Regions from separate parts of the Homo sapiens genome. Here regions 2 and 3 are each linked to region 1. A link is an interaction called in ENCODE POLR2A ChIA-PET data of the cell type or tissue named here. Cell type or tissue: OCI-LY7. All regions are shown on one strand. Region 1 overlaps LOC124900191 (a long non-coding RNA gene). Region 2 overlaps SERINC5 (serine incorporator 5). Region 3 overlaps AP3B1 (adaptor related protein complex 3 subunit beta 1).

What was found. Peaks named below come from ENCODE experiments on the same cell type or tissue, not always from the same donor. Only the 100,000 strongest peaks of a DNase experiment are listed, where the experiment ranks them.
Region 2: POLR2A ChIA-PET joins it to region 1 with 5 read pairs; 1 of 35 experiments calls an interaction of 5 or more read pairs at or near these places.
Region 3: POLR2A ChIA-PET joins it to region 1 with 6 read pairs; 2 of 35 experiments call an interaction of 5 or more read pairs at or near these places.

The regions. Positions count from the first base shown.
Region 1 is chr5:78,757,247-78,759,746 of GRCh38, reverse strand. All of the region lies in intron 3 of LOC124900191 (a long non-coding RNA gene), which reads left to right. Among named protein-coding and RNA genes, the nearest start is that of LHFPL2, 110 kb to the right of the region's middle. RefSeq lists an enhancer at 2,020-2,069. In OCI-LY7, no CTCF peak of the experiment used is centred here; a DNase peak (open chromatin) is centred at 1,076; H3K4me3 peaks cover 755 bases; H3K27ac peaks cover 1,474 bases.
Region 2 is chr5:80,226,175-80,228,674 of GRCh38, reverse strand. All of the region lies in intron 1 of SERINC5 (serine incorporator 5), which reads left to right. Among named protein-coding and RNA genes, the nearest start is that of SERINC5, 29 kb to the left of the region's middle. In OCI-LY7, no CTCF peak of the experiment used is centred here; a DNase peak (open chromatin) is centred at 1,244; H3K4me3 peaks cover 416 bases; H3K27ac peaks cover 748 bases.
Region 3 is chr5:78,289,776-78,292,275 of GRCh38, reverse strand. The region is part of intron 1 of AP3B1 (adaptor related protein complex 3 subunit beta 1); the gene reads left to right. Among named protein-coding and RNA genes, the nearest start is that of AP3B1, 3.7 kb to the left of the region's middle. In OCI-LY7, CTCF peaks have their summits at 822 and 1,068; no DNase peak of the experiment used is centred here.

The DNA of each region.
Region 1 (2,500 bases):
CAGACACCGAACCTGCTGGCATCTAGATTTTGAACATTCAACCTCCAAAACTGTGAAAATACATTTCTGTTCTTTATAAATTACCCAGTCTCAGGTATGTTGTTCTAGCAGCACAAACAGACTAAGACACAGCTGCTGCCATTGAGGGAATCCGCGCAACAGTTGGTTCTTTCCCTTCTTATCTCTGTGCCTCAAATGTCCCTGCCATCCAGCAACAAGCAGTTCCAGCACAGCCTGCCAGTGTTCTGGTTATCAGTCCTTCTCTGACCTGTTGCACAAAAGGATGTTAACCAAATCCAGACCTACATTAGGCGCATGGTACCAACTCTTGTCTATAGCCAAGGACTATTACCTGCCTTAATGGGGGTTCAACTGGTGGTGATTTGTGTAGAGAACACTTGATCAGTTATCCTCTTACATTCATTTATTTATTTATTTATTTATTTATTTATTTATTTATTTATTTATTTATTTTGAGACGGAGTCTCACTCTGTCTCCCAGGCTGGAGTGCAGTGGCACGATCTTGGCTCACTGCAATCTCTGCCCCCTGGATTCAAGCAATTCTCCTGCCTCAGCCTCCCAAGTAGCTGAGACTACAGGCTCGTGCCACCACACCCAGCTAATTTTTGTATTTTTGGTAGAGACAGGGTTTCACTATGTTGGCCAGGATGGTCTCGATCTCTTGACCTCATGATCCACCCGCCTCGGCCTACCAAAGTGCTGAGATTAGAGGCATGAGTCACCACGCCCAGCCTCCTCTTATGTTTCTTATATGCACTTAATACCCAAAGGAATATTGGGTGTTACGCCCCATACACCATGGGGCTCTCTGATTCCCAGCTGTTGTTGGCCCCATAGTCTTTCTCCTGGACTTTTCCATTCCCAGGTAGCATCATTACAATATATTTAAAGGGTTGGGCGGGGGAGTCCCATGGTTATTAGTTCATGAAGTGAAAGAGGGGAGAAGGGCAAGGTTAAAGTTGCAAAAAGAATGTGAAAGGCAGAAAATTGGATGAGATCAAGGAAGCAAACCTGTGACTATCAAGTCAGGTGACATTTTTCTGCTTCTGTTCAAGTTGTCTTCAAGGCCACTCTGAAAGAGGAACTTTGAAAATAATTTGAGTAATAATAGCATCATGTGACTAAAACTCACATGTATTTTGGTTATACATTCTAATGTGTTTGTTTAAAAAGGTTTGTTATTGTTGGTCATAATTTATGCAGTCTTTCAAACAGTGCTCTGTTAAAATGAGGTTCTTCTAGCTGAACTAGAAAGGTAATTTTTTTAAAAATGTGGACCCAGGATTCAACTTTGTGCTAAGTATGTTTAAACTTTCCAGTCCAAAAGAAGAATGAAGCTTTTTGACATTGTGAATCAACAATGTGGTTAAAGGTCATAGGTTTAAAAAATCCGACACAGTTTAGGTTTGACTCATGCATTCAAGAGGCAAATCTTTTTGACCCCAAGGTGAAGGTGAAACTGCCTTTGCTGATAGGGCAGCTCCAGAAAGCAAAATCACTTTTGTTTTGAAGGCAGCTGTTTTCCTAGATGCTATCCTTTCATTTCAACCAAACAGATTCATTATGCACTGAGCAACGAATAAAATAAAAGCACGGGTACCATTTCCGATCGAGGAAATTGTCCAGGACAATTGTCCTGGACACTCCTGATTACCTCCTATCCCTTCTTTCACTTTCCATCCATCTCAAGGGCCAACCCAGCAGGTTATTTCACCTTATCCCAGGCTCCATGTGAAGTGTACTGAACACAGAATTGGACTTCTTCAGTCTTGATCCTTGGTGCTAATTCACCCCCAGCATGATGGACACACATCCCCAGCCTTCTTGGTCTGGCTGTTTCAGAGAGCACCTCTCAGCCCCTCCACAAGACTAGACTGTGCCTCTCTAGAAAACAACCAGTAACTCTCATCGTCTATAACTCCCGGGCTGGCCACAAGGCCTTATGCAACAGGTGAGGTAGCCGGGAGTCTTCTCCAAAAACACTGAAGTTCTAATTTGCTCTTTTTCCTTCTGAAGATGTCTCCTTAAAGAAGCCCTTCTGAATGCCATGGTGTGTTGGAGATGTGCCTTTGTATCATGAGTTTCACAGCAAAATCTAGCACAGGCTTATTTTACATCTCCTAAGCCCCCAGTGGATATGAGTCATCCCAAGTATATCAGAGTCTCCTAATCCCGCTCACCCAGAGCCCTACCCAGCTTCAGGCTGGAAACCAGCGCCTCCCAGTCCCCATCTGGATGGTGTCAACAACTCTTTCCTTTCATGAAAACCACATGTGAACATAGGTTTTGGGGTTTTTTTCTATTGGTTTTGGAAGAAAAGAAACACATGCAGGGTAGGGGCACCGTCATGTTGTCAGAGTGATGACTCGGCTTCTGGCAAACACTTGGTCTCATGGGAGGCAGAGAAGAGAAGCTCTGGTAAAAATTAGCTTGGAGATGTTCCTTTCTGTAAACACAACCTGAAAAGATGTAAATCGC
Region 2 (2,500 bases), 1.5 Mb before region 1:
GAGTTTAAGACCAGCCTGGGGAGTATAGCAAACAAAAAATAAAATAAAAAAACTAGCAGGGCATGGTGGCATGTGCCTGTAGTCCTAAGTACTTGCGAGGCTGAGGCAGGAGGATCATTTGAGGCAAGGAGTTCAAGGCTCCAAAGAGCTATGGTTGGACCACTGCGCTCCAGTGTGGGCAACAGAATGAGACCCTTTCTTAAACAAAAAAAAAATTCTTAATAGTTGAAAGAGAAAGGCAATGATGAAAGATTTGGATTGTGATTCAAATTTTATACATACTACAAGTGCCAAACTCAGTTTTCACTCTGTTTTATGCTGAGTGTCTATACATTTTTTCTTTCCTTCCTTCCTTCCTCCTCTCCCCCTCCCTCCCTCCCTCCTTTCCCTCCCTCCCTCCCTCCCTCCTTTCCTTCCCTCCCTCCTTTCCCTCCCTCCCTCCCTCCCTCACTCACTCTGCTGCCCAGGCTGGAGTGTAGTGCCGAAATCATAGCTCACTGTAGCCTTCTTGACCTCACAGGCTCTGGTGATCCTCCCATCTCAGTCTCCTGGGCAGCTGAGACTACAGGTGCATGCTACCATGCCTGGCTAATTTTTTTTTTTTTTCATATTATTTGTAGAGATGGGGTTTTGCCATGTTGCCCAGGCTGGTCTCGAATTCTTGGGCTCAAGTGATCCACCCACCTTGGCCTCTCAAAGTGCTGGGATTACAGATGTGAGCCACCATGCAGGCCAAGTGTCTGTACTTTTAACCAAAGTCCAGAATAATTGCTAGAAACTTTTAAACCTTCTTACCTTGTGTAAACACAGGTTTTTTCTTTTTTGTAAGTCAGGGTCTCACTCTGTCGTCCAGGTTGGAGTGCAGTGGCACTATCTTGGCTCACTGCAACCTCTGCTTTCCGGGTTCAAGCGATTCTCATGCCTCAGCCTCCTGAGTAGCTGGGACCGCAGGTGTTCGCCCCCACCCTGGCTAGTTTTTGAATTTTTAACTTTCAAATGATTGACTGCAAAAATCAGGTAGTCAATTTAAAAATAAACATCTACACATGCGATTCTTTTTTTTTTTTTGTATTTTTAGTAGAGACGGGGTTTCACCATGTTGTCCAGGCTGGTCTCAAACTCCTGGCTTCAAGTGATCCACCCGCCTGGGTCTCCCAAAGAGCTAGGATTAGAGGTGTGAGCCGCTGCTCCCGGCTGTAAACACAGTTTTATTATGAGGTGTGCTGTGACTCTCTAGAGACAGCTCTGCTCTAGAGACGGCACCATAGCAGCACAGGAAAGAGTTTAGGGCCTGGCTGACTGAGTTCCTATCTCGACCTTAGGAGAGACCTCAGTTTTCTCATTTGTGAAAAAAATGGAATTCGTTTTTCCTTTTTCTCTCTTTTCTTCCTTTATGTTTTCTCTACTTATTTTGTCTTTTCCTCATTTTTCAGTCAGTATAGCTTATAAAATTTTTTCTGATTATAAAAGTAGGGCATAGGCCAGGCGCAGTGGCTCATGCCTGTAATCCCAGCACTTTGGGAGGCTGAGGTGGGTGGATCACCTTAGGTCAGGAGTTCAAGACCAGCCTGGCCAACATGGTGAAACCTTGTCCCTACAAAAAATACAAAAATTAGCCGGGCGTGGTGGGGGGCACCTATAATCCCAGCTACTCAGGATGCTGAGACAGGAGAATTGTTTGAACCCGGGAGGTGGAGGTTGCAGTGAACTGAGATCATGCCACTGCACTCCAGCTCTGGGCAACAGAGCCAGACTCCATCTCAAAAAAAGTAGGGCATATTATGCCAAAAATTTAAATTATAATCCTCTTACTTGTGAAAAATGGCAATATGAGTATTTACTTCATGGGATTATTGTGAGGATGAAGTAAATCCATGCTAAGAACTGAGGACCCTACCTGGCACCTAGAAAATGCACAATGCAATTTCCTATTATTTAAAAAAATTATTATTAGTATCACTGCCACAAATTACAAGAAGAATGAAGAATGGCTTTCGGAACGGTGGTGGGATGCCCAAGGCTGTGCTGTGTTCTCGCAGAAAGCATTGGGAATGGCACATCTCAAGGTCAGGACTAGCCCTCACAAGGGGCAGCATCCAGTGGGCTCTTCTGACTGCTGTAGGTGCATGCACCTGTTTTAGGGTCTCTCTTGATTTTATGTTTCTATAGGGGAGTAGGTGGAGGAGGGGTCAAAACAGTATATTCCAGATATCCTGAGATCTGGTGAAGGAAAACTGGTTTTGGAATCCTGTTGGGCTCTGGAATCAGAGATCAGGATTTTGGTTTATCCCAAAGTGGCTTCTGGAAAGTCGGTTAACCTCTGAGACTCAGATTTCCTCATCTGTCAAATGGAGATTGTGATACTTCTATCAAAGGGTTATTTTTGGCCGGATGCAGTGGCTCATGCCTGTAACATGGCAAAACCCCGTCTCTACTAAAAAATACAAAAAATTAGCCAGGCATCATAGTGTGCACCTGTACTCCAGCTACTTGGGAGTCT
Region 3 (2,500 bases), 470 kb after region 1:
AGTGGTCATTAAATCTCTCTTGAGTCCACATTTTCTCATTTATAAAACCGTAATATTACTTGCCTTTTAAAAAATCGAATGACAAAGTTTATATAAAAAACTTAAAGCTTACCCTATTCCTCACCTCTGGTTTTTAATGGTTTACTCTGATGAAATAGTTTCAAGTTTACAAAAAAGTTGCAACAATGACACAGAGAGCTACCCTTTTGCAGATTTACCAATTAAAAAAAAAATGCTACATTGCTTGCTTACTCTCTCTGCCACTCACTCTCCCCATGCATATTCAGGCACATATACGTATTCATGTTATTATGTCTTCTGAACCATTGGAGACTCAGTTGTACACATCATGTTCTTTTACAATGAAAATCTTAATGTGTAATTTTTAAGAACAAAGATATTCTCTTACGCAACTACAGTGTTGATGTATTCAGGAAATTAATCTAATTTTATCCTTTGTTCCAATAAAGTGTTTTTTTTCCCAAGCATTTTTTTCCTCAAGTACAGTTTCCAGTCCAAGATAATATATTTAATTTAGTTGCCATGTCTCTTTAATCTTCTTTAATCTGGGATAGTTCCTTAGCCTTTTTTGTCTTTCATGAATTTGACATATCTAAGGATTGCAAAGCCTATTATTTTATTTTATGTTAATCAGTTTTTGGGTTTGCTGGTGTTTCCTCATGTTTAGATTCAGGTTATGTATCCTTGGCTGGGATACTACCATAGGTGATGCATGCTTCTTGAACTATTACATTTGGAGGCATAGGTTGTCCATCTTCATGATGTTAATTTTCCTAGTCACAGGGTTGTCCAGTTTCTCTGTGGTGTCATTTCTGTTTTTTTTTTTTTTTTTTTCAAATTATCTGTGGGGAGACACTGAGACCATGCAGATGTCTTGCTCTTTTTTAAATGGACCACTTCTACATTTAACAACCATTGATCAATCTCCTGAACCTGTCTTTTCCACAATGGCTGCAAAATGGTAATGTTTCAGCTGCAACTCCCTCTGCTGTTCTGCTCTTTGGCTTCTTGGCCTAGAGCTCTGTGTTCACTGATCCTTCACTAACCATCTCAATGATGCCTAGGTACTTCCTAGTCATAGTATTATCGGCAATTTTTGTTTTCTGAATTTAATCTTATTTATCAATATTATTTATCTTCTCCTCTCTTCAAACAGAAGCAGAATTAGATGGCTTTATGAAAGTAGATCCTATACCTAATTTATTGGCTAAAAAGGCCTGTGTATTAGATTATTGGCTTCAAGATTTTCAATTTCTTTATTTAAAATGTAAAGAACTTATTTTTGTACTCTTATTTTTTATTTTTTGAGACATGTCTTACTCTGTTGCCTAGGCTGGAGTGCAGTGGTGTGATCATGGCTCACTGCAGCCTCAACCATCTGGGCTCAAGTGATCCTTCCCACCTCAGGCTTCCGAGTAGCTGGGACTACAGGTGCATGCTACCATGCCCAGCTAATTTTTGTATTTATTGTAGAGATGGGGTCTTGCCATGTTGCCCAGGCTAGTCTTGAACTCCTAGGCTCAAGCAATCCGCCTGCCTCATCCTCCCAAGGTGCTGGAATTGGAGGCGTGTACCACTGTGCTTGGCCCCTTCCTTCTTTTTAAAATATTCTCAACTTTTATTTTCTGTTTTTTTCTAAGTTGTTTTTCTTCATTTAAAAAAAAACTTCTTTTAACCAATTTGGGTATGTGTGCCTATAATTAAAAATAATTTTAATAATTCTGTTACTGGATTAAACATTTAATTAGGAATTAATTTCTAGAAACAGACAAGACTAATTAATTTTTCTTAATTACAATAGTAAAGCTACTAAATTTGTAAATCTCTTTTCCTTTGAGAGCATCTTGGTGTATTAGAAGGAAGACTGAGGCTGGGAATGGTGGCCCCTGCCTGTAATCTTAGCATTTTGGGAGGCCCAGGCAGGAGGATTGCTTGAACCCAGGAGTTCCAGACCAGCCTGGGCAACATAGTGAGACCTTGTCTCTATAAATGAAAATGGGAAGAAAAAACAAAAAACACTGGGCCCAGAGTTAGAAGACCTGGATTTAAGTTGATGTTTTCCATTTGTAGTAGTGCTTCCTTGTTCAAGTTGCTGATCTCTTCAAACCTCAGTTTCCTCATTTCTAGACGGGATGTGATAATACTTGCCTCTTTTGTGAGGATCTCATGAGATGGTGTACTTCAAAGTGATTTCTAAACTAGGATATTAACTAACGCTATTTGGGAAAGTTGGTGAAGACTTCACTGAGGTAGTGACACTTTAGATCTTAAAGCCTGAGGTTTTTGCCAGGGGGAGGAAAGATGGATTCTTTAGGCAGAGTATGTAGAAACCAGAAGATTTGCAAAAGAAAAAGCATGTTCAAATGAGATGGATATTTAGACATCACAATTATGAATAGTAGGTAGTAAAGTATGGGAATGGATGAAATCACCCAGGGAAGACTTTTCTTGTTAGACGAGAAGGCAGTTTGGACAAAAC